Linked DNA regions of Mus musculus: regions 2, 3, 4 and 5 are each linked to region 1. Evidence: chromatin loops called from intact Hi-C (ENCODE). Cell type or tissue: gastrocnemius. All regions are shown on one strand. Each heading gives the region's core, and the rest is flanking DNA. Links, peaks and the distances in the headings are about the cores only. Region 1 has its middle 29 kb from the start of Zfp330. Region 2 overlaps Inpp4b (inositol polyphosphate-4-phosphatase, type II). Region 3 overlaps Inpp4b (inositol polyphosphate-4-phosphatase, type II). Region 4 overlaps Il15 (interleukin 15). Region 5 overlaps Inpp4b (inositol polyphosphate-4-phosphatase, type II).

Region 1 (6,319 bases), core at 765-5,764:
ATATCATCTATCAAACTTCATGCCTTCAATAATTTCTAGGTCATCATTCAGGGTTTTTTCCATCCTTCACTGTGATGACACCCTTTCTTCCAACCTTTTTCATTGCATCAGAAATGATGTTCCCAATGTCTTTGTTTCCATTTGAGAAATTATAGCAACCTGAGCAATTTCTTTAGGGGTTCTCACAGGTTTAGATTGTTTCTTAAGTTCAGCAATTACAGTATCATTAGCCAACATCCCACCTCTCCGGATTTCCAATGGATTAGCTCCTTTGCTGATCTTCTCAAAGCCCTCCTTGGCAATAGACCGTGCCAGAACAGAGACAGTCGTGGTGCCATATCCAGCCTCTTCATTTGTGTTATTGGCAACATCCTGAACAAGTTTAGCTCTGATATTTTTGTATTTATCCTTTAAATCAATTGACTTTGTGACAGTGATCCCCATCTTTTGTTACTTTGGGATTTCCCAACTCTGTTTGATAATCACTGTTTTTCCCTTTGGCCCCATTGTAACAGCTACAACATTGGCTAAAAGGTCTACACCTTGAAGCATTAAGGCTTGAGCATCTGCACCAAATTTTACATCTTTGGCATAGGCCTGAGTGAGAAGAGGAGCCAGTGCCAGGGACATTAGTCTCATCTGCCGAAGAACTGTGGGTAGTCAAAGCATTTCTGCAGGGTGGCATTGGGAGAACACGAGTTGAGGCAGTCAGTCTGTGGTGAATGAAGGAGATTTGCCACTTCTAAGATATTAATGTAATTTCCTAAATTCTCTAGTTCATAAAGAAGGTGTGGTGGTTTGAATATGCTTGGCCCAGGGAGTGGTACTATTCTGAGGTGTTTGTTGGAGTAGGTACGGCCTTGTTGGAGGACATGGGAGTGGGCTTTGAGTCTCCTATGTTCAGACTCCACCTAGTGTGGAATGAGAGTCTCTTTCTGGCTGTCTTTGCATCAAGAGGTAGAACACTCATCTCCTTCTCCAGCACCATGGATGCTGCCATGCTTCCCACTATTATGACAATGAATTAAACCTCTGAAACTGTAATCCAGCCCCAATGAAATGTCTTCCTTTATAAGAGTTGCCTTGGTCATGTTGTCTGTTCACAGCAGTTAAACCCTAACTAAGATAGAGGGGACAACAGAAAACTTTTTAAACAATAAAATAAGTCCAAATTTTGGGTGATTTTTGGGGGTTATAGTAAATGAAAATCTCATAATTAAATTTTTGATCTTGCAGAAAACATGACCCTGACTGAAGAATCTACTAAAACAACACTCTACTGTGAGTGTGTATGTATGAGTGTGTGTGTGAGTATGTGTGTGTGTTTAGTGTGTGTATTTGTGTATATGGTATATGAGTATGTGTAGTGTGTGAGTGTATGTAGTGTGTATGAGTGTGTGTGTGTGGTTTATGAGTATGAGCATAGTATATGTGTGAGGTGTGTGTGTAGTATATGAATATGCATGGTATATGAGTGTGTGTGTATATGAATGTGTATATGTGTTTGTATGTGGTACATGAGTGTGTGTGTGTAGTGCATGTGTTTGTGTGTGGTATATGAGTGTGTGTGTAGTGTGTGTATAGTGTGTATATGTGTGAAGTTTGTGTGTTGTATGAGTGTGTGTGTAGTATGTGTGTGTATGTAGTGTGTATGTAGTTTGTGTGTTGAATGAATATATGTTTGTGTGTGTGTGTATGTGTGTGATTTTAGCCTGATATGGTACAGCTGACATCATATTTTCACTTGCAACTGATATGTTATTACATGCAGAAATCTGGTTGTTGTATTTGTACTGAATTTCATTTTTGGGGTGTTAACATATGTGGTGTATTCATGTGCCCACAGGTGTGTGTATGTATCTGTTTTCTTCATGGGTGTGTGAAACCCAGAAGTTAACTCTGAGTGTTTTTCCTCTTGCTCTCCACCTTACTTTTTTAGACATAGCCTCTACAGAAGCTAGAGATGGCCACTTTGGGTAGACCAGTTAGCCAGGAAGTTCTGGGGTTCTGCAGGATTTTAGCCCTCAATGCTGGCATTACAGGTGTGTATAACCATGACCATCACCTCTTAACCTGATGTTGGAGATTCAAAGTTAGGGCCTGGTTTGTACAGCAAGTAGATTACCCACTGAGCCCTCTGTCACTGTCTGTGTCTGTGTGTCTGTGTCTGTGTCTCTGTCTCTCTTTTCCTTTCTCATTTTTTTTTTCTTTTAAACTTTAGGTACCTCACAGCTCAATAGCTACTCTGAGACTTCACTGTGCTTTGACGTTATTTCTGTTCTTCGTTTTGAATTATAAGGTATTTAGTGTTCAGGTTGATAAACATTGACAAGTGTATAGCCACAAAGTCACCACAATAGTTACTCCCCAGACTTTCCTTCAGTTTTATGCTTATGACAAGTAAAGCCTCTGCGAGCCTCTACCTTCCACTCTTTAGAGTAGAAAGATGGGTGATATAAAACAACAACAACAACAATGACGACAATGACAACGACGACAACAACAACCTGTCCAGCCACATTTCAAAACCAATCATTTTACATATCAAGGCCCTGCTTGTTTTCTCCTTAACACTGGTATATGTTTTAAAAAATTTCAGCCACTAATATTGTTGTATTATAGTTAATTGAATCCTTAATGATTATAAAACAAAGTCTTTCATCTTAGTAATATTCTCTGATTTGAAATAAACAATCCCACTTCCCATTTATTAGTTTAATGTAGTTTATTGTCATTTGAAAATTTTTTACTTTTTCTTTTCAGTGTTCAGGACTGAACCACAACCTCATGCCTACCTATTTAATTCTCTAGCCCCAATCTTTTATGTTTAGCTTGCTGTACGTACATATTAAAAGTGAGCTTCTTGAATGCAGTATGATAGTTGGATGTTACATTTTAAACATTTTTATGGTGTGTGTGTGTGTGTGTTTGCATTTCAATAGGTATATATGTGTATGGGTGCCTGCAGATGTCAGAACCGGATGTCGGATTCCTTGGAACTCAGTTATGGGTGGTTTGGAGTTGCACGCTCAGTGTGAGTACAGGGGAACAAACTCTGGTCCTCTATAAACAGGGACAAATATTTTTACCAACTGAGTCATCTCTCCTTTCCTGGGCCATATGTTTTTATTTGCTCTGAAAAATACCTATCTTTTACTTGGGGTGTTTAAATCAATTACCTTTGATATAACCATCATGTAGTTAGATTTATATTTATTATCTGACTCTACTTTTCAACTTATCCCATCTCTCCTATGCTTTGTTGTGTTCTCTTTTTTTGATGTTTTTAGTTAATTGCAATTTTTAAGGTTCTATTTTCTATCTTTTACTGGCTATGGCTATGGTGGGTTGCCTTGCCTCCGTATTTGCTTGTAGCATACGCGGTTCACATCTCATAGCTCCTGAAGTCTTACGTTACCACTTCTGGCACAATGTAAGACCCTTCCACTAAATTCTTTCCCCAGTTGATCCCTCCTGATCTTGAAATGGCGCCATACCTTTTGTTTTACACTTTGAGATACTAGCTGGATGTCTCCTGGTGATTCACTTCTTTCTCCCACCTCAAGGTGGCACTCGTGCTCCACATAGATTCACCGTTGCTGTACTCTACTGTGGCCAGCATAGTTCATTAAAGCAAAGGCTCTGGGTTGGGATAATTGTATGAGTCCCCTTATTTATTGCTTAATTCTTAGGGATCAGTGTTCCCCCTTATTACTTCCCATCTTGAAAACTGTCACTTCATATATTTTGCCCTGTTGTTCCTTGCCAATGAAGAGTAAATCTTTTTGCTGCTATGCCGTTGCACCTGTAGTGGATAACACAGCTCAGATGCATTTTAATACAAACTAGTTTGTTTGTTTTTTTCTAAATTGTGTACGCTTCTTCACACTTTTACAGGTGCCATTTTGTCATTTTGAGTCTACCATATAAAAGATGTTTGGCAAAATTCAATTTACAACACAGTGTGCCTCTATTTCTAAACCAATAAACGTTGTTACAATAATAGTCTTGGTTTAAAAATGTGCCACCAATGGTGGTTCTGCTGGTTAGTTTTTGCCACCTTGACACAGACTAAAGACACTTGGGAAAAGGGTGATTCAATTGAGGAATTGCCTCCATCAGATTGGCCTGTGGGCGTTGTCTTGATTGATGATTGATGTAGGAGGTGTCACCCCTGGACAGGCGGTCCAGGGCTGTGTAACTGCAGGGAAGCATGCCAGCAGACATCACTCCTCTGAGGTGTAGTCTCTACTTCAGTTCCTGTCTCTAGGCTTCTACATTGGGCTCCTGCATTGACTTTCTGTGGTAGTGGTAAGCATAAGGCAGAGAAATTCTTCCCTCCCCTGAGTTGCTTTTGGTCAGCAAAAGAGACACAAACTAGAACAGTGTAATCCCATCACTCTGGAGGTGGTGAAAAGACCCATTCTTTTTCAAAACCCTGCTACTGATTTTTCTTCAGCAAACTAGGAAACATTTTCACCATGGAGTTCTTGGTGAATATTTACATTAAAATATATTGATTGATTTGCTTTTGTTTTCTCAGGCAGGGTTTCTCTGGGGAACCCTGGCTCTCCTGGAACTCAGTAGACCAGGCTGGCCTTAAACTCACAGGAATTTGCCTACCTCTGCCTCCTGGGATTAAAGGCATGTACCCCCCACGCCCCCACCCCCAGCTATATTGATTGATTTTTAATTTGCGTTATTTTCTAGCCTGGGTTGGTATACAACTTGAATTCTTCCTGTCTTTGCCCTGTCATCTTCTTGGATTATGGGATTACAGTTTTGTACCAAAATGCCCAGCTCTTATAGAATTTTTCATGTGAAGTGTATTTTGGACTTTACAGAAGAGACCATGGTGATCTTTCACACACACACACACACACACACACACACACACACGCACACGCACACACACACACGAGAATCTTGTAGGTTTTTATTTCACTTAGTATTTATTTTAATTAATTAATTATTTAATTATTGATTGACATTCCAAACACTGTCCCCCGTCTCGGTATCCCCTTTCACAGAGTCCCTTCCCCCATCTCCTCCCTTTCTCCTCTGAGAGGGTCCTCCCCACCCCCCAAGGTATTCCTTGGCATATCAAGTCTCTGCAGGATTAGGCAAATTCTCTCCTACTGAGGCCAGACAAGGCAGCCCTGTTGGGGAATAGATACCACAGTCAGGCTACAGCTTTAAGGGAGAGCCTCCATTGTTGGGATACCCACATGTAGACAGTGTTGCACATCTGTTACATATGTGCAGGGGGTAGGGGAGGGGTGCTAGGTCCAGCTTGCATATGCTCTTTGATTGATAGCTCAGGCTCTGAGAGCTCCCAGGAGTTCAGGTTATTTGACTCTGTTGGTTTTCCTTTAGAGTTCCTATTGCCTTTGGGTCCTTCAATCCTTTTTCCAACTTTTCCATAAGAGTCCCTGACCTCTGTCCAGTGTTTGGCTGTGGGTGTCTGCATCTGTTTCAGTCAGCTGCTGGATGAGGCTCTCAGAGGACAGCTATGCTAGGCTCCTGTCTGCAAGCATAACAGAATATCATTAACAGTATCAGGGACTTGTGCTTGCCCTTGGGATGAGTCTCAAGTTGGGCCAGTTATTGGTTGGTCATTTCTATAGTCTTTGCTCCAACTTTGTCCCTGCATATTTTTTAGACAGTACAAAATTTGGATGGACTGTTTTGTAGGTGGATTGGTGTCCTTATCCCCCCACTGGGGGTCCTGCCTGGCAATGGGAGGTGGTCTCTTTAGGTTCCATGTTTCTACTGTTAGGTATCTCAGCAAAGGTCACCTGTACCTCTGGTGGGTGATAGACTGGAGGAAGGGTGTTAAAGCATTTAAGTACCCTTATTAAATGAGGTTTTAAGAATATAAGCCTACACTCACCCATTCCAGGATTCTGGCACTTCCTAAAGATTCCCCCCCCCCCACCTTCTGCAGGTGCAGATTTCCATTCATTCTCCTATCTCTTTGTGACTCCCTCCTGTCCCTACCCACACCTGATCCTGACCCTCCCTCCACCATTTTCTTCCCACTCCCATCTCTCATCCAGTCCCCCTGCTCCCTCTGCTTCCCAGGACTGTTTTGTTTCCCACTTCTAAGTGAGATTCAAGCATCCTCTCTTGGGCCTTCCTTCCCTCTTCTTTAACTTCTTTGTGTATTTTGTACTTTATGGCTAATATCCACTTATCAGTGAGTACAGACATATATGTCCTTCTGGGTCTGGGTTACCTCATGAAAGGATAATATTTTCTAGTTCTATCCATTTGCCTGGAAAATTCATGATGTCCTTGTTTTTAATGGCTGAATAGT
Region 2 (6,319 bases), core at 553-5,552, 1.3 Mb after region 1:
GGATCTATGAAGATCGAGTTTCTCAGGAACTTGGCAGCTCACCATGCATCTGGTCCAGCTTGCCTTGCTAGTACTCAGATATCACAGATGCACCACTGCATACAGATTTTTCTACAAGGGTTCGTGATCTCAAACTCAGGTCAGAGTTTTCAATGGAAGTGTTCTGCCAATTGAGTTATCACCCCAGCCCACTGTCTAACTTATATTAAGCATTTCCTATATTCTAGAAAGTATTATAAATTAATAATAATAGTCTGGCTTTAAAACTCATTTTTTAAATTATTTTTTCCTTCCTGGATTTATAGAAAAAAAATAGGATAAAACACAGAAGATTATGCAACTTGCCTTCAGCCAGGAAGAAATATTCTGAAAGTGGGCATAGTGGGAATCTGGAATTCCAACATTAAGTAGGTTAAAACAGGAAGCTCATGATTTCTAGTCCATCATGGGCTATAGTGAGAGCCTGTCTCAAAATGGGAAAGGTCAAATTTTCTATGTGATATAACTGAAAAATCAAATTCTTTGAATACACATTTTCCCTGTTATTACTGCCCCATTTTACTGATGGAAAAATTAGTACAGGAAGTGATTAAAAATACAAGTGACTGAGTCTAAAAATATTGGTGGACACAAGTACTTCATATACAAGTGACGTCAGAAGGGTTGTGAGAGCTACAAGATATTATCCAGGAATTGGTTAGAAATAAAGTTGCAAAAATTTGGGATGTGGCCAGCGGTAAAGTGCTTTTGGAATGGCCTGATGAGGTGTTTAAATTTACAGAACATCCTAAAGAGAGCCTGGTCTTTTCAATTTGTTGGGTTAATCCATGTAAATGAACAGTCAAATGAATGTGAGAAGAGATGCAAGATGCATAAAGAAACGGAAATCAAAACCTGATGGAGACAGCATCATACCAAATCAGAATGGCTATCATCAAAAAGAAATTAACAATACATCCCATAAACAACCACCAAACCCAGACACTTGCAGATGCCAACAAGATTTTGCTGACAGGATACAGCTGTCTCCTGAGAGGCTGGGCCAGTGCCTGGCAAGTACAGAAGTGGATGTTCATAGTCATCCATTGGAAGGAGCACAGGGTCCCCAATGGAGGAGCTAGAGAAAGAAACCAAGGAGCTGAAAGGGGTTTGCAGTCCCATAGAAGGAACAACAATATGAACTAACCAGTAACCCTAGAGCTCCCTGGGACTAAACCACCAATCAAAGAAATCACATGGTGGGACTCATGGCTCTTACTGCATATGTAACAGAGGATGGACTACTTGGTCATCAATGAGAGGAGAGGCCCTTGGTCCTCGGAAGGTTCTATGCCTCAGTATAGGGGAATGCCAGGGCCAGGATGCAGGAGTGGGTGGGTTGGAAAGCCGGGGGAGGGGATAGGGGATATTTGGAGGGGAAACTAGGAAAGGGGATAACATTTGAAATGTAAATAAAGAAAATTATCTAAGAAAAAAAAAAGAAAACACAAAGAAATTAACAGGTGTGGCCAAGGATGTGGAGAAATACAAGTGCATCTGCTACTGGTGGAGATATAAATTAGAATAGACACTATGAAAAACAGGAAGGCAATATATCAGGAAACCAAAAACAGAACTACCATTATGAACCAGAAATTCTATTACCTATACAGAGTATAGAAATTGTTACATCAAAAACATGCTTGCAGCCCCCTGTTCCTTTCAGCCCTGTATACAATAGCCAAAATTTAGACTAAACTCAGATGTCCTTCCATGAATAGAGACAATGGCATATTTTCACCATAAAAAATACCAATATCCTATCATCTGAAGTAACATGGATGAAATTGGAGGGCATTATTCCATGTGAAATAAGCCAGACACAGAAAATCAAATACCACATGTCCTCTGGGAAAACTAGAGACTGGGAAAGGAGGGGTTTAAGATGGAACAGAGTTCAAATAAAGACACCGGAGTCCAGCTATGGTGTAGGAGTCCCTAATTTTGTTTATCATTGTAGAGATACCAATGAATAAACATCATAGGACACACTTCACAATGACCACAGGACATGAAATTCCCAACACATAAAAACGAGGAATGAAGAAATCAATTGTATTAAATTATAATATACTGCATACATGCACTAAATTGCCATACATAACAAGAAAAGATGTAGCCATACAGTCTCAATAATGAGTTACAATTAAAAAGGAGAAATATGTACATGGATATGAAGCAAGAGTTAGCATACTGTGGAGCTAGGTTGAAATTGGCAGTATCTCTATTCCATCTACGTCATGAGCAGACAGATGGATGATAGATGCCCTATCAGATCTCAGCAATGACCTCTTTTAAGGGATTAAATAGGGGAATCACGGTTTAGGGCCATTACAGAGCCAGTAAGCTGCACACTTCGGCCCCAGGTTCAAGGTTGGCTAATGATGTGCTTCTCATGTATCCACAGCACTTGCCCCCTGTATCAAGTCCTGGTGGGGTCATTTCATGGGTCAAATAATTGGAGCATGATTTCATCACCTGTGAATATAATTAAAACTAACAGCCTCGGTGTTGGGGAAAATCTCGGCACAGTCTTCTACTACTACTAAAATGGATACGAAACTCCAGTAAACTTGATGTTTCTCTTACAAGTTAAATTAAAAACTCACAAATGAATAACTTCAGGATGAAGCAGAGGCAACTTTATATTAGAAGAGTCATTGTTAGAATTTTCTTTGAGGGAGAAATTCTCTTTATATTCTTTTAACAGCCTTTGTTGAAATGTTTTTAAATGCAACTTACATCAAAAATTTTCTGAACAAGAGAGATGGAAAGAAGTCTATTTTTTTTTTTACTATTTATAAAAACTGCTTGGTATTTGGTTGATAGACAGTCATTCAGGATAGGATCCTAGCACCAAAAATCCAAAAGATTAGACTGAGTCCTCCTAATGTGAAGTAATCTAACCAGATAAGAACTGCATCAACAAATAAATTCCATCCATTGAACACTGACAAGCTATAGTTTGTTATTAACGTCTATAAATATTTACCTACCTTGTTAAGGCCTAAATTGTGGATTGCAATTCACAGAACATATAGTTTTCCTATCTCCATGCTGTTTTGTCAATTGGTGAGAAAGCATTCACAATTAGTGTGTTGTCTTCCTAAATGTTCTGAGTTCCATGCAATAACAAAACAGATTCTGAATATCTTAGGCATTAGTAAATGAGCAGGGTACAGGTATTGGTATTCAAAAATTAATGCCACACTCTCTTCTGAGATTTGGTAGCTACAAAACACACATCTGCAATGACAATGAAAATAAAAATCCAAAGAGCCAATGCTTATGCAATACATAATGTATGCACCACAGGGCACACCTGTGGAAATGGAGGGTGTAACATCAAGTACACTTTCTGAGAAGATGTGCAGACCTTACAAGTATATTGAAATAAGAAACACCAAGAGGAAGGGTACAGTAACTTTGAGCAGAAACAAGCATAAAATAATCTCATAAGACTTTATATCTTTACAATTCTACTTTTATATTTCATTAAAATTATGAGATAAGTGTTGTTTTCAAATATGATGTTCTAATAAAGTTCCTTTTTGTGACAAGGGTCACGGAAACCCTAGGAGATTACTGCTGACACCTAGTGGCATGATGTTTAAATGCTTAATGCGCTTAAAGAGAGATGATACAGACTATGCATAGTGTATAATACATGCATACATACATACATGCATACATACACACATACACACATACATACGTATACATATATATGGAAGAACTGAATTACAAACTATTAATTTCAGTCCAGGTATTTAATTTTCAGTCAATTGAGTCTCCTTCATGACTAGTCCCTCAATATTGAATAAATTAAAACTACCATGTCTGTTAACCCTTAAGAAAACCAATTCCTTCAAATCTCCTTAGTCTTTTTCTGGATATTGGCAATGGGAACCCCAACTCATAATAAATCTACTTTAACCTCAATAGGTTTTATTTTATCCCAACTTCTCAAAGACCCAGGTTTGACATTCAGTGTTTACATAACGTAGAAGCCTTGTCTACCATCGAGCAGGGTGTGTTAAATCTCACTCCACATTCAAATGCTGGCACACCCAAAATGGCCATGAAACTGCCACACATGATCCCAGAGGATCAGATATATGACACTTGTGCATGGTAGGACAGGGCTTCTTCAAGGGTCTCTAGTATCCACATGGATGATGAGACAGAAAACACAAAAGAAACTGAAATGATTATGACATTAACCAAGACCCTACAGATAATTTCTATCAGATGCAACAATTGTGTGTGTGTGTATGTGTATATAAGAATGTGTAACAAAAGAAAGACACTCTATTTCTAGATGCACTTTTCTGCTACAGCACTACAGCACTTGGGAACACAGCAGGTAAAAATTAAATTAATAAATTAATACATAACTATTTACTTTTATTAATTTTTGTGTAAGATGTAAAACAGGAAAAGGTCACAAAAGACACTGACTTTTCTCTTAGTCCAAAGTAACTTTTCTGAGTAACTCAGGTTAGACATTTCATCAACAACATGTGCAGTGTGGCACACACAATGACAAATGCAGTGTGGCCCACAACAATGGGTGACAAGATTGGCCATCTTCCTAGGGCCCAAAGTATGTCCCACCCGTGAATTTATAAATTACTGGATTGTCAGTATGATTTTATTCTTATTGAAAATATGTGATGAAAATAGTATATGTTCTCCAGATAAGCCTAATTAATGCAGAGCATAGCTAAGTTATAGCTCTCATAGTACAAAGGAATCTTTCAGCCTTTTAAATGCTCCTTCAATGAAAATCTTGGAGAATCAAAGAGCATGCATATTCATTCAAAGGATATCTATATTACACATTGGAGTGAAGGCAAATGGAAAACAACATATTTTCAAAATTATATTGAAAGAAAAATCATCATTACAGATGGCTTTATTTAAAATGATAGAAATATATACACATGTAAGCATACATATACATGTGGAAGCAGAAGGACATATGTAAGCCAATGTAAATCAAAAATACTGGAATAGATTATGTATTTAAGCAATGATATATGGGTGCGCCTGAGACACAGACACCCACAATGAGAGAGAGGGGGTAGGGGGGAGAGAGAGAGGGAGGGAAGAGAGAGGAAAGAGAGAGAGAGAGAGAGAGAGAGAGAGAGAGAGAGAGAGAGAGAGAGAGAGAGAGAGGGAGGGAGGAGAGAACTGGAATATGACAAAGATCTCAGAAGCTAATTTGTGTGTGTGTGTGTGTGTGTGTGTACATAAGTGTGCCACTATACATGCAAGTGTGTGTGTGTGCATGTGTGTGAAGGCTAGAGGCTGATGGGCATCTCACTCTGTCAGTCTTTTTTTTCATTGGAGTTTTTGAGCTGGGTGTTCACTGATTGAGCACCTCTGGCTGGCTGTATGAACTAAACCCTCCTGTCCCCATCTGCATAATGCTTGGGTTAAAGGGAGAGACATAGATAAGTGATCAGCCTCACGTGCATCTGACTCAGTAGGTTATGTCAGTCAGTTGCTCTCTATGTACATATGTAATACATAATGATAGAAGAAGACATGGTTTTAAGAGAAGATATGGGAGTGACCATAGGAGAAGTTGGAGGAGAAAAGATAAATCTGATGAAAGCGTATCATACTCATTGCATGAAAAAAACATATATGTATGCATACATATATGCATACATACATACATACATACATACATACATACATACATACATACATATTGTCTGAGTTTTGAGAGCACTAATTGCTTGACACAGTGACTACATCTAGGCAAAGCAGAGTCCTCATCAAACATGAGCTCTGAATTAAGCCCTGCTACAACTGCCTCACACACATTGGGCCTCAGGAGGATCCAAATTTCCACTTAAAACCATGCTTTTTATTATTCCGTTTCAATTTTTCATGTTCTGCTTTCTGTTGTTATTAAAATGATGTATGTGTGCTAATAATAAAAAATTTGTGATACATTCTTAAAATATCAAAATATTTATCATTCTAAATATTAGCATGTAATACATCAAGAAAAGAAAACAACAGTAAAATCAATCTATAAGTAGTATACTTAAAAAGTATTTCTCAATGCTCTGGAATATATGTAAGAAATCATTAATACAGTTTATTTAAATTTCTCAAAAGTATGTTTCCACTAAAGCCTAGATTCCAGCCTAGAGTGCAAAAGTTTTGCTAAGCCTTTAATTTTATATCTTAGTGTCCCCAAAAAAGTTAAATGTATTTGAGAAGAAAATCTGATGTTCATGCACAATAAAAATAAATTACA
Region 3 (5,000 bases), core at 1-5,000, 720 kb after region 1:
GCTAGCTTTTAGCAGACGCCAAAATTGTCAAGGAATGGGTCAATTTATGACAAAATTGTATATGTTTTTGTAAAATTCAGGCATATATGAAAAAGTCAAACTTTTGACATTATTAGAGTTCCAAATAGGGATTTTAGAGAATGGTGTGTGTGTGTGTGTGTGTGTGTGTGTGTATGTGTATGTACACGTGTGCAACTAGGTGTACAGGTATGGGTGCCTCTGTCCCTGTGTAGAGACACACTTGCATTTTCCTCCATTGTTCCTATCTTTTAATTTGAGATAGTCTCAAACTGAACCTGAAACTCACCCACTGGCTAAAGCCTCTGGCCAATGAGCTTTGGGCTCTGTCCTTTCTCTCTGCTGTCCATTGTTAAAACTAGGAGGGTACTTCATCATGCTTGGCCTTTTTCTTGGATACTGATTGGTTGGATTTTGTTTTATACATTTTACTTAATGAAGAAGGAGTGACAGGACTGGATCCAAATCAGGCCTTTGCAAATCACATACATTACTCAGGGAGCTATCTCTCTAGCACTAATCTCTCTCTCTCTCTCTCTCTCTACCTCTCTCTCTCTCTCTCTCCCTCTCTCTCCCTCTCTCTCTCTCTCTCTCTCTCTCTCTCTCTCTCTCTCTTTCTCTCTCAATTTATCATTCTATTCGTTTACATCTCAAATCATATCCCACGTCCTGGTTACACTTCCCCCAGCTCCCACATCCCACATCCACTCTCTCCCCCTCCCTTTGCCTCTATAAGGGTGCTCCTCCCACTCCTACTGCACCACTTCAGCATCCACCTACACTGGGACATCAAACCTCCACAGGAACAAGGACCTCCCCTCCCATTGATGTTAGACAGGGCCATCCTTTGCTCTCTTCTCTCTCTCTCTCTCTCTCTCTCTATATATATATATATATATACATATATATATATATATATATAGTCATGGATCCCTCCAGTTACACTCCTTGATTAGTGGTCTAGTTTCACAGTCAAAATGTCTGCACCATGTCCTCTGCATATTTATTCTAGCTTTCTTTTTCGTATTATTTTTATCAGACTCCTGAGTGTGTGAGTGGGTAGGTCTCTCATTCTTGTGCCTTCTCTCTGGTCTCTTTTCCTCCTTTGGTTTGTCTTGCCCAACTTCAATGTGATGGTTGTTGTGGTTTTATTATATTTAATTTGTTATGGTTTGTTATCATTTCTTAGAAGTCTGTTCTTTTCTAATGAGAGACAGGAAGGGGGTGGATGCAAATGGTCAGGCAGGTGGGAAGGATCTAGGAGGAGTAGAGGAAGGGAAAACTGTAATCAGGATATATCTATAGAAAAAAATCTATTTTTAATAATAGGAAAAATCAAAACCAGTTAGGGTACTTACATGTCTAGATTTCTAACATTTATCAACTATATAATTATGAATTTGACCTATGATTTATGAACAAATTATACCGTATTTTAATTTACTTAGAGAACGAAGAGTTGAGAAATATTAAATACAGATTTGGGGTTTTGTGACAGTCTATTACAATCTAAATAAATTAAAGGTGGATTGACAAATACAACATAAATGATGGAAGATTTTTTTAAAAAGTAATTAACAAGTAGGTTTGTGATAACATCATATTCTCAGAACAACAACGTCAGTTATCAGTTAAGACCTTAAAAGAACAGTAAAGAATGATAAAAAAACAAATCACATGAGGGCTGTGCTGCATTCACTATTATTTATTTTCTGTTGTGATAATATAAACTAAATGACCTAATTCAAATGGTTGATAGGAAAATGAATGACCTCAAGCTTCATAAAGAGAGAAATGCTACAATGTAAACAATACATTATGTTTCATCTTTCCAAGAGATATTGTAGACTTAAGTGTTAGTATTGGGGGAAAAGAAAACACTAGAAAAGGAGAAATTCAAGGAAAGCTTATTACAGCTGGTTTCATTTGACAAAGAGTCTGCTTATGCTTCAGGCTTAAATATGAACAGTGATTCAACTGACATGATTCTTATACCATTGATTACATAAGAAAATGGGAAAGATGACTTATTTTTGAATAAATAACATTTCAGGTGCCAACAAACAATGCTCTGTGTTACCATATATCTTCCATACTTATTTGTATACCCCATCCTCTCTCATTCTGTACCTGTTATCCTCAATGTGAAAAAGTATTTGCATGTGTGTGTGTGTGTGTGTGTGTGTGTGTGTGTGTTGATATCACACACCCTTACATATTAAAACACTAGGAAAAGACAGTTCTGATAAGTTTACTCATAGTTCAATGTTGAAAGTTAACTACAACCATGTTCTGTCCTGTGATTGGTTCTGTAGGTTTGAGGTCCCACTGTGGAATTATCAGGCAGGAAATACAGCTTTTGTGCAGTAGGTGGAGCTGCTTTATCAGGCTGAAGTAGAACTACGTTGTCAGTCATTTAATTCAAGAATGAATAAAACATTTTCCTTGTTACATTTGCATAGTTCTCAAAGAACATGTATCTACTGCTTAAGCATCTTGAATCACACTCTCCCATGCCAAAGGGGTAGTAGCTTGCTCAGGGGTGTGATGTGCTCTTTCTACTTTGAAAACAAAAAGCTAACTTAAGTGTATAGGTTTTTGTCCTTGAATGAGCTTGTCAATTCAAGCGAAATACAGCTGTTTGCTTTTCTTAAAGGTTTTTGAAAGTGGAAGCTTCACAGGCCACTTATAAATTTCAGAATGAGAGAGTGTGGGATAGAGGAAAGTAGAAGAGAGAGGGACAGAGGTGGAAACAAAAGAGAGAAAGATAGAGACCATTTCTAGTTTTACTAGAATAGGGATAGAAATACAAAGGTACTCTAAACTGAAGAGAAACAGGAGGCATTTCACTCACTAGCAACATTCCAGCATCTCCATTTAATACCACACATTCTATAAAAAAATAGTGATTATATACTTTTGATTATAATTTAAGAAAAATGAGAATTTAGAAGACCGTTATAATTGAAGAGTTGGAAGTGTTTGAGCATGGTAAGATGACTTGAGGAAGACAGTATGCTTTCTATGGAGACACACAAGGCATCAAGGAAGGTAACAGATATGTATCTTTTATAAAGAGAAACTATCAGCTCTGCCAGTAGTTAAAGGAACTGCCCCAGCCAACTGCAATGACTACATGTTTCTTTCCCATGTTAACACCCAGTGCACTCTGCAAATCCCAAGTTCTGACGTGAGCACATTAGGCTATGGAGGGCCAGAGAGAGGCAGAGTTCAGATCGTAAATGGTCTTCCTACTACAATGAACATTTCATGGCGTTCTTACAAGGAGCAAACTATGCTTCCATTTTCTTATTAAAGCTGATGATTGGTTGGGGGAAAAGAGCTCACTCTTCTCACATTGCTGTCATGTCCTTCCATAGTCCCCCATTTGCATGGTGGCTGTTTTGTGCTTCACACAAAACCATCTCTTTTTACATTGTGGTCAAAGTAAAAATCTATGCATGCACTCACATGTACTTTCCTGAGTTTAGTTTTTTTTCCACTTTACACATGTGTATGACCACACATGTATGATCATGTGTATACGTGGGAAAACACATTGGTAAGATGTGCCTAGGAAGCAGAGCACCTGTGCTTGCATCATGGTTTGCCACCACATCAGTACCTCATAGCTCATCACCTTGGCAGTCCCTGAATTGTAGTTCTCTCATGGGCTTCCTTCAGCAGCAGATGAAAAAATGAAGAGAATGTTTTAGTATCTTCATAAAAACTTGCTGAGACTCCTTAACCCTGAGACCAACAAGCAGAATTTTTCCTCAGGAAAACATAAAATGCATGTGGCTTAGCTGAGCTTTTCCTGAGCTCTGATGGAACCTGGAAGCCATCCAGGCAGATCTCTGCTTCCCAGCCTTTTACAGCCTTCTCTAATGTATTCAAGTGAAACTAGCTAAAGGATTCAAAGGATGACTGCTGGGTGCCCTCCCTCCCCTCCACACACCATCTATTTCCTGTACAGGATGTCCGTGTCCTCTGAGCTCAATGGCTCTTATGTTACTCGGGAGAAAAATAAAAGGGCCATGTAGCAACCAACTGTAGCGTGGTGTAATGCTGTCCTGCCAATTGCTGAGCCATTTTCTTCTCAGGTATTTGATTTTTCTCTCCTCATTTAAAATAATTAACTCCACAAAAGCATGTAGACAGTCTTAATTTTGGGATCACAACTTTTCAGATATGGGGGGGGGAAGAAAAGCTAAAAAGATCGAATAGCCACTAAATGCCCTACAAAGAGCTGAGAGATGTCTCAGCTCTGTTCATTTTCTCATGAATTTCTATGAAGAGGAACAGCTGAAGTAGCTCCAAAGGAAGCTGACAAAATGCCCAATGGTTTGAGGTAAACACAAACCAATCTGTATCCAACATGTGTTTTATATTACACACAAATCTCACTTAATACCAAAATGAAAACACCTTCATGGTTGAGTGTTAAGGACAGGAGATGGGGATGGGGATCTATACTCTTAGAATGTCCCTTTCAAAAACCCACATGCTATGACAGCAAAGTTACAGCTCTTTCTGAGCCCCTCTGTGTGAGCATGTGTTGAAAATTCAACTTTTCGGTGTGCACACGTGAACAGTATTCTAGTCATCAATATGAGCATGGAAGGGTAAATTACTGGGGAGCATGCCTCAGCACAAGGTACAGCGAGTTTCTTTGTGTGAGTCAATACATGTGGCCAATGTTAATCATAAGCCTAGACACCGGCCCTCTTGAGGCCTCTAATCTAGACATATCCTAAGGGGAAAATAGAAAAAGCAGGTTAAATCCTGACAGCGATAGGCAATTGAGGAAAAGGAGCGTGTGCTGGGGTCTGGCTGCTTCATAGTTATTTCTGCAGGCTGAGGGTGTTCTCTTCCTGTTCTTGCCTTTATGATTCATTTCCTAACTGTGGTCCAGGAATTGAAAACTCAATTTGCATTTATCTTACCCTAATAAATACTGATTTGGCTTCCTTACATTACCG
Region 4 (6,319 bases), core at 753-5,752, 390 kb after region 1:
AAAATAACTATTACCCAAAAACCTGCTCTAGATTGATTGCATATGTAGTCTCATTGCTTCCTATTAAAATCATTTAAGGCAACTATATAATATATGTATTGTATATATTTATTTATAAAATAGATAAACATAATATTTAGTTTATATCTATTTTCCACAATGCCTGCAGTGAAACACATTGCTCTATAAATTACCTTTCTATTGCCGTGTAAGAAGTCATGAACAAAGAGGCTTAAAACAACATCTTCAATAGAGTCACAGTTTACATGGGTGTCAAGTTCAATTGGATATTTTTTCCAGAGTCTCATTAGGTAGAAAGCAAGACATTTACCGGGGAAGCTCTTATCTGGAGATGCTGGAAGGAATCCATTGCCTGGCTCATTACAGTTTGTTGTCAGAATTCAGTCTTTGTAGGTTAGGAATGAGATTGATATTTCCTCACTGGCTATCAGCAAAAGCTGCTTATCATGCTGGAAATATGGATGCTGTGTTTCATAGCTCTCATCCTTTTCAAACTGTTGGTGATTTATATAGTATATGTAATTTTAAGTCTAATTTTTCCTCATAATTTCTGTCAGTCGTTTCCCCTTTTCGACCCTCTCTCTCTCTCTCTCTCTCTCTCTCTCTCTCTCTCTCCCTCCCTCCCCTCCCCCACCCCTCCCTCTCCCTCTTCCTCTCTTCTTTATAACTAATGTCATATTTGATGTTTGTGCTCAGCAACTTCTCTGGTAAGCCATTCAGTATGACACAACATAGTCCTAAGTGACCCACCACAGCACAGAGACGATATCTCAACACGCGTCCTCCCCCTGTCATACTCCCACTTGAAGGGAGAAGCATAAATCTATGAATCACAAGGAATTGGCAGAATTAATGTCAGCAAGTCTGCAGCCGACTGAACTCTGGGGCTTTGTCCTTACACAGCATTCATTGCAGGGCTTGATTTCTATGGATGGGCCTTCTGTAAAGCAGCCATATCATTGTACAGCCAGTCTGTGTGGGTCTCAAATACTGCTATAAAAAGTACCACCTCAGAAGGCTCAAGCACAAGTTCTCACCCCCTTGTCCCATAAAACAGCAGGTCCAGATGGTCAAGCAGTGCATAAATGATGCTTCGTTATGCTCTACATAATTTTTGATTTGTGCTTGTGTTTGTTAGTGTAATCTGCCCTATTTTATCACCTGCTTTGATGCTGCCTTCTCCCCTCTGTCTCATAAACCCACTGAAGAAATTTGGTTAACTAGCATCATGTCCAAATACCCATGGAAATTACAGTTTTTCTACTTACTTGCCTTTTTTCCCAGTTAATTGTGTTAAATGTTTTTGAGTCTCATAATAAGGCATCAGGGGAGCTGCAAAAGATGCAAAATCAACTGAGAAAGAGCCAAGGAGGCATCATGGCTCATGCTTGTAATCCAAGGACTTGGGCACCTGAGTCAGGAGGGTTGCCCTTAGTTTAAGCTTCTTAGTGAGTTACAGGCTAGCATGGCTACAGAATGAGACCCTGTCTTAAAACACACACACACACACACACACACACACACACACCAGAAAACAAAGGTATAGAAGAGAAAAGGGAAATTATACCCAGGATAATAAAATACCCACAGATAATTAACTAGAGATCACAAACATTTACATGAACAGATTTAATGTCCCCACAAAGGAGAAGCTGATACAAGCGTTGTTCTACTGATTTTAAATAGGATAAAGATGGCGCGCATCTCTTGGGCAGTAGAATATAACACTTTGATAGAACCATTGCCTTCTTAACTGACAGCTTCTTAGTCTCTATGCTGAATACCCAGGGAGTCACCTTTTCTCCTGGTATTCACCAGGCCAGAGAGTCCATTGACAGACTGTAACCACTTTCTGTGTGTTTTGAATGGTGTGGATTATGGGCTAAACAGCTTTAAAGCTCGATTACTTGATAACTCACTAGGGGCAAGCCAATAGACATCACTGGGCTGCAGCATTCATGCTTATAAATATGCATAGTTCCCAAATTCCATAAATGATACAAGTATCATTTATGATGTGTTTGAGTTGGGTTTGACTAATAAGAATTCACTTCCTGGATCTTGTAAAAAGAGGAAAAAGGAATTCCAGGTGTGTGTACTTTCGTCCATGTTCAAGCAAAGCCTGGTGGAAAGTCTGGAGGACCGGCTGTGGGGAAGCTTTAGAGATAATTTTTTTTCTTATGAAATAAAGGCTTTTGTATTCTCAAAGACATCTTTCTTTATTCTTTGGGCCAGAAATATATTTATCTCAAATGCTACTTAAAAAACAAAAACAAAAAAACTTTATACTTGATAGCATTTTAAATGAGGCACAAATATTTCTGCTCTCCAGCACAGATTATTAAAATAACACACGAATGTCAAACATGATAGTGCAGAGTAGTTGGTGTGGACAAACTCTCTCTTTTAAAGCATTGGGTCTGCCTTTTTCACTGTTGTAGATTATGAGAACTGTTCGTGTTGTCATTTTGATGGGTTATGCCTGAAATGGATGGCTCAGTTTTGACAAGTCAGAGCCTTCACATAACATTTTAAAGTGTTAAAGGAAATTAAATGAACAGTAAAATTATAAATTGGGCCTAAGCTATAACTTCTCTCACCGGAAGAGAGGATATTAAGGGTAACATGCACATAGGGAAAGATTGTTTTTTCTTGGCAATAAAATTAGGACAATAACAACCAACAGAGAGTGAATCTATTTGCCTTGCCACTTGGCATTCCAAAAAATTCAAAAGAAGCCTCCACCAGGCAGGCACGTATACTGCTATATATTTGCAGTGTTGCCACGGTGCAAGGGAAACAGCTGTTTATGTTTTCATTTTGATTTTATTTTCTGTTTCCATTGCTGTTCTGTCAGTGCGTGGCTTCATAAAGCTGTAGGGTTCTGTTAGGGGGGACCATGGAGGCCATGTGTTTTGGAAGCCGATGTGTTGGTTTTCCAGTTTGATAGCAGTTCCTTATTGTAGCTGGAGGGAGGAGCATGACTCTGTTTGTGAGAGACAGGGAGTGACAGGCCACCAGTCCCATGCTCAGAAGTGTGCCCTCCCTGTCTCTGAGCTTGCGTTTATGGGGTAAATATTATGTTGCCGGTTGGTTTTGTTTCTTTTGTTCAAACTATCTGAGACTTGTAAGATGGCTGCTTTTGTCAGACACTTGCTGGAGAGCACTCTCGTAAAGCTGCCTCCTGGAGATGGCTTTATGCCTTGCCTATAAAGTAAGCTTTCATAAGATTTGGCCGGAAAGCATCTTTATGTGTTGCCGTCCTGTTAGCTACCGATGAACTAACAAAGCTCCCCATGCTATTTTTACTGAGGGCGTGTTTGACTTGGGTATTTGGACATAGCCTTCATCTTAGCACCCACTGTTCTCTCTCTGAACTGTTCCCCCACCAGCCTCTTGTAGGAAAGAACAACACAGTCTATGCATCTCTCCTCCCTGTACGTGGAAACCAACCAAGCCTTTTTGGGTGTCTTACTTGGACATTTGAAATGACAATAACCACGTATCATTTAACATGTCCCCTTGGACTCCAGACCTAGCTGCTGAGACGTGCTTCCTATGAAACAGTCCCCAATATCTATCAGGTGGTTTGGAGATTATTTCACTGTGGCAAATATATTTTCATTTCAATTCTGCCATGTTACAAATTCTTGTTCCAATATTTTCTTTCTTTAAAAAAAAAATCCACAACCGTTCCGTTAAGCACGTGGATCCAGATGCCTAAGCTCGGACCCAGGCTTGCTTGCATTGTCACTCCCTGTCTCTCACACACAAAGTCATGCTCCACCCTCACTCCCAGATCTATCTCACAGACCCTCTCTTGACCTTGAATGGCCACAGCTTTGCTCTCTTAACATGCTGGTACTGGTGATATCTGGACGAGCCACTGCACACCTGATGTCCTACAGTTCAGCAACATAGTGGTTATGTTATATACTAATTGAATGATGTATGACCAAGTGTCTATATCCCTTACAACATAGTTCCTCTCCTCCTCCCTCCCTCCTTTCCTTTCTTTTACCTTCCTTCCCTCTCTTCCTACCTTCCATCCTTTCTTCCTCTCTCCTTTTTGCTTCTTTCCTCTCCCTTCCTCTTTCCCTCACTTCTTCCTTCCCTCCCTCCTTCCCTTCTTTTCTCCTTCCTTCCCTTCTTTTCTCCTTCCCTCCCTTCCTTTCTACCTTCCTTCCTCTCTTACTCTCTGCTCTCCCTCCTTCCCTTCCTTTTTCCTTCCTTCCCTCTCTCTCTGCTTACCTTCCTTTCTTACTCTCTCCTACTCCCTCCCTCCTTACTTTTCTTCCTTCAAACAGTTTTGTATTGATGCTTTAAATTCTTCTATAAAATGAGTCATGAAACATTTTATTCCTTTCAGTTTTTCTTGGCAGTTGGCCTGTTTGATTAACTTCTACAAAAAGGAGCCGAAACGTTTTTAAAGGATAGCATAATTCTTAGCAATCTTTCATTTGGTCTGGGAACAGATTGCTTGGTGTCTTAGTTATGGTTATTTTTTCTGGGATGAAACATCATGAACAAAAGAAACTCTTAGAGGAAAGGGTTTCTTTGGCTCACATATCCCGAATCACAGTCCACAGAGGGAAACCAAGGCAGGAGCTCAAAGCCAGGCAGGAACCTGAAGGTGGGAACTGATGTAGAGGCCGTAGAAGAGGTCTGCTAATGGCTTGCTCATCCTGTGTTCTCATTGAACACAGTCGATGGTTCACCAGTCTATGGGTGGCACCTCTCACACTGGGCTGGGGCCTCCTCCATCAATCACACATTAAGAAAATGCTCTACAGGTTTGCTTACATTCTGATCTTATGGAGGTATTTGCTTAGCTGAGGTTCCCTCCTCTCTGATAATCCTAGCTTATGTCAAGGTGACATAAAACCATCCAAGACACTTGCTGTTCAAAAGGAAACCCAACAACAGAGGCATTTCTCTTTAAAAATAAGAAAATAAGTCAAGAGTAATTAGTGACCCCAACAAGCTGTTTCCTTGTACATCCATGCCATGAGCAGTGCTGACACTCAAATGCTATCTATGGCCAGGAAACACATTTTCATTTCTCCTCTTGTCATTTGCTTGATAAGATTTCAGTCAGGCACAGTCCTGAGTGACTGAAGGGCTAAGCTGAGGCAACCAGATTCGTACCACGTCTTTTACCCTTTTATAAGTTTTATGTTGTCTGTCTCTATTGGAAGCTACGAAATCACTTCTCCCAAGACAAGACAAGCACTTGAGTGGTCCATAACTGTTCCAGAAGACTCTTGCTGTTCATGCGTGCAGTGTTTCCATGCACGCTCCAGCCAAGTCATTTGGAGCTTGACTGAGGGCTGTTAGTGCAAGGAGATTTCTCTATAGGCAGAGAACCATTCTCCAACATCGATCAGTTGTGTGGATGCTGAGGGCAAGTGTCATTGTTGTCTGCTGGCAGTGTACTGTCCACAAACTTCAATTTAATATAAAAATTTATTGAAGTAAAATCAAATAAGATATGAGTCTTGCAGACATTTTTTTTCCAGCTCTAAACAGCATTGGAACAATAAAACTGCTCTTCTGTATGGAAGAGGTTATTAATGTGGGACTTTGCTCTTGGGTGTACTTTCCCTTTCAAAAACACTTTGCTAACTTGTAGTTGTCTGAATATTTGTTCAGATGCCAACAAAAGTAAAACTGATTATTTATTACCACCACATATAAGTTACTAATAAACCAATACTCAGATTTGCTGTTTGCTTATGTACTTCTAATATTTTGATGTGTGTCTTGGGGAATGAGGAAGCTGGAGAGATGACTCAGAAGCTGAGAGTGCTTGCTGCTCTTGCAGAGTACCCACATCCGGGTCCCTACACCCAGGTCAGGTGACTCATAACCATCCTTAACTTAAATTTTGCAGGATCTGATGCCATCTTCTGGACTCTTCAGGTACTGCATTCATGTATGCTTGTATATAATTTAAAGTAAAAATTTTCAATTATAATATGATTTTTAAAAGAAAATGTAAAATCTGGGAAATATTTAACAATGGTAATTTTTCTAGTTTTGTTAGACAATATTTATTTATTTATGTGCCCATGGGATATGTATCCCAGGAGCTTATGGAGCTGTGGAGTAGGTATGGCCTTGTTGGAAGAAGTGTGTCACTGTGGGCCAGAGAACAACTTAGAGTCAGTTTTTTCATTACACAATCTAAGCCCCAGGATTTGTTTGTTTGTTTGTTTGTTTGTTTGTTTTAATGTAGATGAGTGCTCTATCTACATGTACACCTGTGTGCCAAAAGAGGGAATCAGATTCCATTATA
Region 5 (6,319 bases), core at 670-5,669, 1.4 Mb after region 1:
CTCAGGTATTCATGCTTGCTCAACAAGCATTTTGGTCAATGAGCCATCTTCCAAATTCTAAAGTCTAGATCTCAAACTAGAATCAACTTTAGTCATACATCCATTCTTGGGTAGGTGAGTTAACATCCTCCAAAGAACATTTCCTAACTTTTAAAATGGGAGAGGGGCTCTAGGAATAAATCTTCATGAAAGAATAATACATATGATGCCCTGATTCAGTTCCCAGCAGTAAATTAAAAACAACAACAGTTGAATCATAAGACCACCACCCTCTGTAGCTATCACACAGAGGGTGTATAACATGGACACTGACAATAGGACTTGTGCTATGAACAGCTTCTAGAGGATGTCAGTCCTGGCTTCCCTTGTTAAATCCATCCTCACCTTTAGAACTAACACATTTTTAATATCATTACTGCTGGTGAAATGATAACCGGTCTTCTTGTGACGATGCAAATAAACAAAGCAAATAAATGGAAGCCTTCTGGGAAACAATTTGATAGTGTGAGGGCTTTTAAAAAGTTTCACATTCTTTATTCAGTATGCTGTTTCTAGGAATTGCCCCTAGAATAATACAAAATAAGATCAAATAGAAAATATTTGCCACAATTTGATGACAACAAAATCATTGCCAATAATCTAAAATCTAAGAATTTCTATGACTATATAATAATTCCCTGATCTCTATCTCCCCTGTTCCACACACACACACTTGTGTGTGTGTGTGTGTGTGTGTGTGTGTGTGTGTGTGTGTGTGTGTGTGTGATGTGTATTCATATGTGCTGATGCTGATGCATGCCACAATGTACATGTGAGATTAGAGGATGGCCTAGAGTGTCTGCCCTCACCTTCCACCATTTTGGAGGCAGGGTCATATGGTAACTTTTCTGCTGTGTATGCCAGGCTAGCTGGACCAGGGTGTCCAGGGATTCAGTCTCTGCCTCCCATCTCCCCAGTAGTGTTGGGACTGTAGACATTTGCTCTATGTAGCTTGTATATGGGCTCCAGGCATACAAATCAGTCAGTCCTCGGTGTTGTACATCAAGCACCCTGACCTAGTGAGCCACTCCTTGACTTCTACATTCATGTTTTTTTCAGCTTGATGTGTTTGACAACCTGGGGAAAGTGGCCATCTTTGTTACTCACTGCTATGACCAGAACATAGCCTAGCAGAGTACCTTGCAGATAACAAGTGTCAATCAGTATCTAAGCTAGCTTGAAGGAGAGAATTTTAAATTAAAAACAAACAAAAGAAACACCCACAAATAGACTATAATCATTATAAGAGAATCATAGAAAATTATAGAAAGAACGATAAAATGCTAACAATGTTGATTTGGGTGATGTTTTCTGCCTCTTTAGACCTCACTTGTCCATTATTTATGTTAATGGAGCCTTACCACACTTTTAATCAGGAAAATAAATGAGTGGAAAAAATAGAGAAGTCAAATAGGGTAGAATGTCTCCATTATGTTCCGATCCACTATCCCAGCATCAGCATTCCTCTCTCACTGTTGCATAAGATACGAAGGAGACACACATAACCAAATAAAGGGAGAAAAAATGGGAGCACATCCCAGGCAAGGAATCATTTGTAAAGAACTATTTTATAGCTATACTTCCTTGGATATAATTTCTATAATTTGTTCCCACACTCCAAAGAGGCTAGAAAGTGCAGGAGACTAGAGATGAAGTTAAAATGGTCCTTACTGAACATCTATAGTATCTGGCTACAGGGAAGACAAGAATTCACTCGTCCTGAATGGACAACTATAGATTGGGCTTATGGGGTAGACAGGAGTCCAGTGAACTAGGCGTATGACCTTTGAACTTTTACATATAATAAAATATTTTTATTAATGCATCTCATAATTAGCAGCTTTGGTTGATGATTATTCCCCTTGATCTCCATTCCTACAATGCAGCGAACGTGATTGAAAAGCAGATCATCCAGAAAGGGAGACGATGCAGTTGCTCCATCCTGCTGCACTTATGAATGAACTGATTGCATCTGTTATGACTCATAATTTAATCATTCACCTACATAGAGTCAAGTCTACCATCAGGTTAACAAAAGAAATACTTTCAGTAACTCTTACCTGCATAAACACCAATAAACCATAAGTACAGCAGGGTTGGTCTAGTTTGCTCTCTTACCATCATAACACAGAGTGTGTTTGGGAATAATGGAAGCATTAACATTGTAATTTATTCTTCCTTCTTTTCCCCCTTCCTTCCTTCCTCCCTTCCTTCCTCCCTTCCTCCCTTCCTCCCTTCCTCCCTTCCTCCCTTCCTCCCTTCCTCCCTTCCTCCCTTCCTCCCTTCCTTCCTTCCTCCCTTCCTCTCTCCCTTTCTTCCTTCCTCCCTTCCTCCCTTCCTTTCTCCCTTCCTTCCTTCCTTCCTTCCTTCCTTCCTTCCTTCCTTCCTTCCTTCCTTCCTTCCTGTTGCTTTGTTGGTAGTGTTGCTTTTCATTTGTGTGGTTTTTTTATTTTAAGGAAGGTCCTTGCTGTGTATCCAGGGATGAATGCTAACTTATTATCCTCTCATCTCTATTTTCTTAGTGATGGAATTAAAGACATATACCACTATGGTCTACTCACTTGTAAAGTTTGTTTGTTTGTTTGTTTGTTTGTTGCACTGATGAGGTACTACAGGGAGGAGGCTCAGGGGAAGCAATGATAGTCTGTGTTTCCTAGGAAAAAAGTCAGAGTGTGTTGTGAAAGGGTTAAGATTCAAATGTGTGTATATAATGGGTGCCACAATGTCTGTTTTTGGATTGACCATATGTCTTTATTTTTGTCATGCTCATTTAATTTTTCCTTTCCTTCTCACTTGCCCAGTCATAAGCAAAATTCTGGCAATTAATTCCGAAGAGTTCTCCAGGTATGCAGACTTCACATAAAAGCAGCGTATGCTAAATCAAATCTTTAAAGTATTTCAAATAACAGATCTCCCAGATACAATTCTAAGGTTTATGTGCTTGTGGGTTTTAACTCAGTTAACTCCCACAATAAAAATAAATAGCTTAAAAGAAAAACTTTAAAAATGGATGCAGTGAAGATGGCCTAAGAGCTGCATACTGCCACCTGGTGGTGAGTGTCTATAATGCCAGCCTCCCTTGAACAGCTATCTGAGGAGGGAATGCTGTATTTTAAAACAACTTTACCAGAGGACAATGAGGAAACATATTTAACCTTAAGATTTCAGCAGAAAGAAAAAAAATCTATTGAAACAGAGGAAATCACAGATACCATTAAAAGCAACCTGTCTTATTAAGACACATCCAAGCAGATGAGTAAATATAAAAATCTTTAGATTTTGTTAATGAAGAGAGGAAAAGGTGTGTTTTAAGGTGGTGTGTGTGTATGTGGCAGTTGGAATTGAATCCATGGCTTTTCCTATGCTAGGCAGGGTGTTCTACCACTGGCCTATGTCACCAGCTAAGGTGGGCATATGTTTGTTCATTTGTTTCTTTTTTGACAGAATTCCCTGTTATCCACAGGGACCTTGGACCAACTGTGTAGCCAAGGACAGCCTTGAGCTCCTCCAGATCTTCCTTCCTCCATCTCCTGAGCGCTGGGATTACAGGTGTACAATATCACATAAAACTGACATTTTTGTACTGTGCTTCACCTAGTAATGTATTTTATAATGGATGCTAGAGAGATGGCTGAGTGAGTGCTTAGGAGCAAACACAGGACCAGAGTTCAGGTCTCAGCACACACTTGCCAAGACCATTGTCCCTGGAACCTCAACTCCAAAAGCAGAGGAGACAGTGGGAGCTTGGTGGCTTCAGCCTAGCCCAGAGAACGGCAGTGTTAGGTTCAAGAGGCACTCTCCCTTAAAGGAATACTCAGAGAAAGACAGGATAATAGACACTGGCTTCTGATCTTCATATTTAGAACTGAGTGTATTTATACACACACACACACACACACACACACACACACACACACACACCTAAAGCTTACAAAAATATTTTCAATAAAATTTTGTAAACTCTCAAAAATGCTTTTAAAAATATTTATCTGTAAGCAAGACACATCTAGGGAGTCTGTGATACAAAAGTGTTTGGAACAGCATTGGATGATATTAAATAATTATAAATGAGATTTTAATGCTTCCTTGAAAACTGCTGAAGTCTCAGCTCAAGCTCACAGGTTATAACCTTGGGTTAACATGCCACTGATTCTCAGTTTTCCTTTGCTTCCCTCAGGTTAAGTGACTTTTTAGGTACTAGAAAGCTTAGTCAACGGGTCACCCCTCTTGGCTTTTGTCTGGTAGAGCAACCAACAATGATTAAACAAGAACTACATTGAAAATTCTAAGAACAAGTTCTCTGTGGAGGACTTAGACAGCCTGGGAGGATGTGTGTTTAGTGTAATATTCTAGAAGGGCAGTCTTCCTGCCTCAGCCTCTCAAATTCTGGGAATGTATCATGCCTACTCAAGACCACCACTGTAACAGTAAATAAAAATTCTAGCTAGTTAGTTCATTGTATGGTACTGGAGACTTCCCAAGGTCTTCCTCAATCTAGACAAGTGCTTTACTGGGGACCTACATTTTCATCTCAAAAAGCTATCAGTAGGATATAGCTATATATAGTTGGATGGGTGTTAGATTTTCATTGTCGCTGTTGCTTGAGGGTTTTTTGTTGTTGTTGTATTTCATTTTTGTTTTTCATATGCTGAATTGCTTTATGTTAACTAGACCCAAGCTAGAATTCTCTGAAAGGAGGAAACCTTAATTGAGACAAAAAAAAATGCCTCCATAGGATCAGACTATACATAAATCTGTAGAGCATTTCCTTAGTTAGTGATTTTTGGGAGAGGGCACAGCCCATTGTGATTAGTGTCACCCCAGGGCTAGTAGTTGTGGGTTCTATAAGAAAGCAGGTTGAACAAGCTATGGGAAGCAAACCAAAATACAGCACCCCTCCATGGCCTCTGCATCAGCTCCTGCCTCCAGGTTCCTGTCCTGTTTAAGTTCCTGTCCTGACTTTCTTTTATGGTGAACAGAAATACAGAAGTGTAAGTCAAATAAACCCTTTTCTCCCCAACTTGCTCTTTTGGTCATTGTGTTTCACGGAAACAATAGAAAGCCAAACTAAAGCAATTCATTTGTCACAGTGATGGGATTGAATCCAGAGAGCTTCAGGTTCAAGGTACTAGTCTCACCGTGAAAGGTGTTTCTAGCTTTCATTCAGATAGAATTTTCATAGTGAATAATTCTGAAAGTTCTCTTTAAACTACAACCACTTAACCTTTAAAAACTCACTCTTTTGAGAAATAAAAAAATGTCACTTTCTTTCTGTGATATTTTAAATTAACACATAATATATAAATATATAAACAGTGTCTAGAAGTTTTCATTCCATTTCCTTTTGTACCTTGGAAGAAGTTTACCGTTGCTACTGTCACTTCAGTGATGTAATATCAACATGGCTTTAACACAGCCTGCATGTCCAGCACAACATCCCTAACATTGGAAAACATCAGAGAGAACCATTGAATAATTTCACTGTTAAGCCTGACAAATAGCTTTGTTGAAAATAAAAAGCCAAGTGAGTGGATAGATGGATACATAGATAGATAGATAGATAGATAGATAGATAGATAGATAGATAGATAGATAGATAGATAGATAGATAGATAGACAGAGAGAGATGGATACATAGATAAATGGACATTGATAGGTAAGCAGACTTATGATCGTTTAGATACTCAGATGGTAAATAGATGAATAGATAATTGATAGATAAATGATAGACAAAACTCCCTTTTAAAGTGTTATCTCCATCCCCATGAAAATTATTAATTTAAATAATTCCCAAAGGAAATTCCATCAAAGCCCTATGATTTGAGAAACTCACAATCTCCTTTACTCACTCAATTACCTCTCTGCATGGTCCCCAACATATCATCAGGGATCGTAGCAACAATAGCTGCATAGTGCAGAGCAGACTTACTCCAAATATGCCTCAAAAACAAGTTTGGAAAATATTACTTAAGAGTGCTGCACTGTGCTGTGATGATACCCACGGGTCAGCAAAATTACAGAAACAACTGGAAAGATGTAAACTCAAGATTCCACACCGCAGTCCATAGGCCTTGTGCAGATTGACTATACTAAGATACTCACAGGGTAGAAGATGTGAGCCCCCAGAGTGCCTTGGATAAAAGACAAGTCCTTCAACAGTCACAGACTGATTAGTCTGGGGTTTAGTCACAATCCATAAAACATCACAGCATGTCTTTTATGTGTGTATATGTATGTGTGCATGTATGGGTTTTATGTGAACCATGTGTATCTAGGTATC

What was found. A loop is a pair of places that touch in the nucleus more often than their neighbours do. Peaks named below come from ENCODE experiments on the same cell type or tissue, not always from the same donor. Only the 100,000 strongest peaks of a DNase experiment are listed, where the experiment ranks them.
Region 2: a loop joins it to region 1, with 10 times the contacts of the local background. A loop is called at or near these places in 9 of 42 quality-filtered maps.
Region 3: it touches region 1 in a loop (7-fold over the local background); 8 of 42 quality-filtered maps call a loop at or near these places.
Region 4: a loop joins it to region 1, with 16 times the contacts of the local background. A loop is called at or near these places in 25 of 42 quality-filtered maps.
Region 5: it touches region 1 in a loop (10-fold over the local background); 18 of 42 quality-filtered maps call a loop at or near these places.

Annotation. Positions count from the first base shown.
Region 1 is chr8:82,741,967-82,748,285 of GRCm38, reverse strand. It overlaps the pseudogene Gm9655. Among named protein-coding and RNA genes, the nearest start is that of Zfp330, 29 kb to the left of the region's middle. In gastrocnemius, for the core only: no CTCF peak of the experiment used is centred there; a DNase peak (open chromatin) is centred at 3,568.
Region 2 is chr8:81,476,182-81,482,500 of GRCm38, reverse strand. All of the region lies in intron 2 of Inpp4b (inositol polyphosphate-4-phosphatase, type II), which reads right to left. Among named protein-coding and RNA genes, the nearest start is that of Gm51582, 140 kb to the right of the region's middle. In gastrocnemius, for the core only: a CTCF peak has its summit at 3,630 (motif pointing left); no DNase peak of the experiment used is centred there.
Region 3 is chr8:82,026,517-82,031,516 of GRCm38, reverse strand. All of the region lies in intron 17 of Inpp4b (inositol polyphosphate-4-phosphatase, type II), which reads right to left. Among named protein-coding and RNA genes, the nearest start is that of Gm25267, 120 kb to the left of the region's middle. In gastrocnemius, for the core only: a CTCF peak has its summit at 2,398 (motif pointing right); a DNase peak (open chromatin) is centred at 3,884.
Region 4 is chr8:82,351,043-82,357,361 of GRCm38, reverse strand. All of the region lies in intron 2 of Il15 (interleukin 15), which reads left to right. Among named protein-coding and RNA genes, the nearest start is that of Il15, 48 kb to the left of the region's middle. In gastrocnemius, for the core only: no CTCF peak of the experiment used is centred there; a DNase peak (open chromatin) is centred at 1,045.
Region 5 is chr8:81,346,410-81,352,728 of GRCm38, reverse strand. The region is part of intron 1 of Inpp4b (inositol polyphosphate-4-phosphatase, type II); the gene reads right to left. Among named protein-coding and RNA genes, the nearest start is that of Gm51582, 6.9 kb to the right of the region's middle. In gastrocnemius, for the core only: a CTCF peak has its summit at 3,104 (motif pointing left); a DNase peak (open chromatin) is centred at 3,091.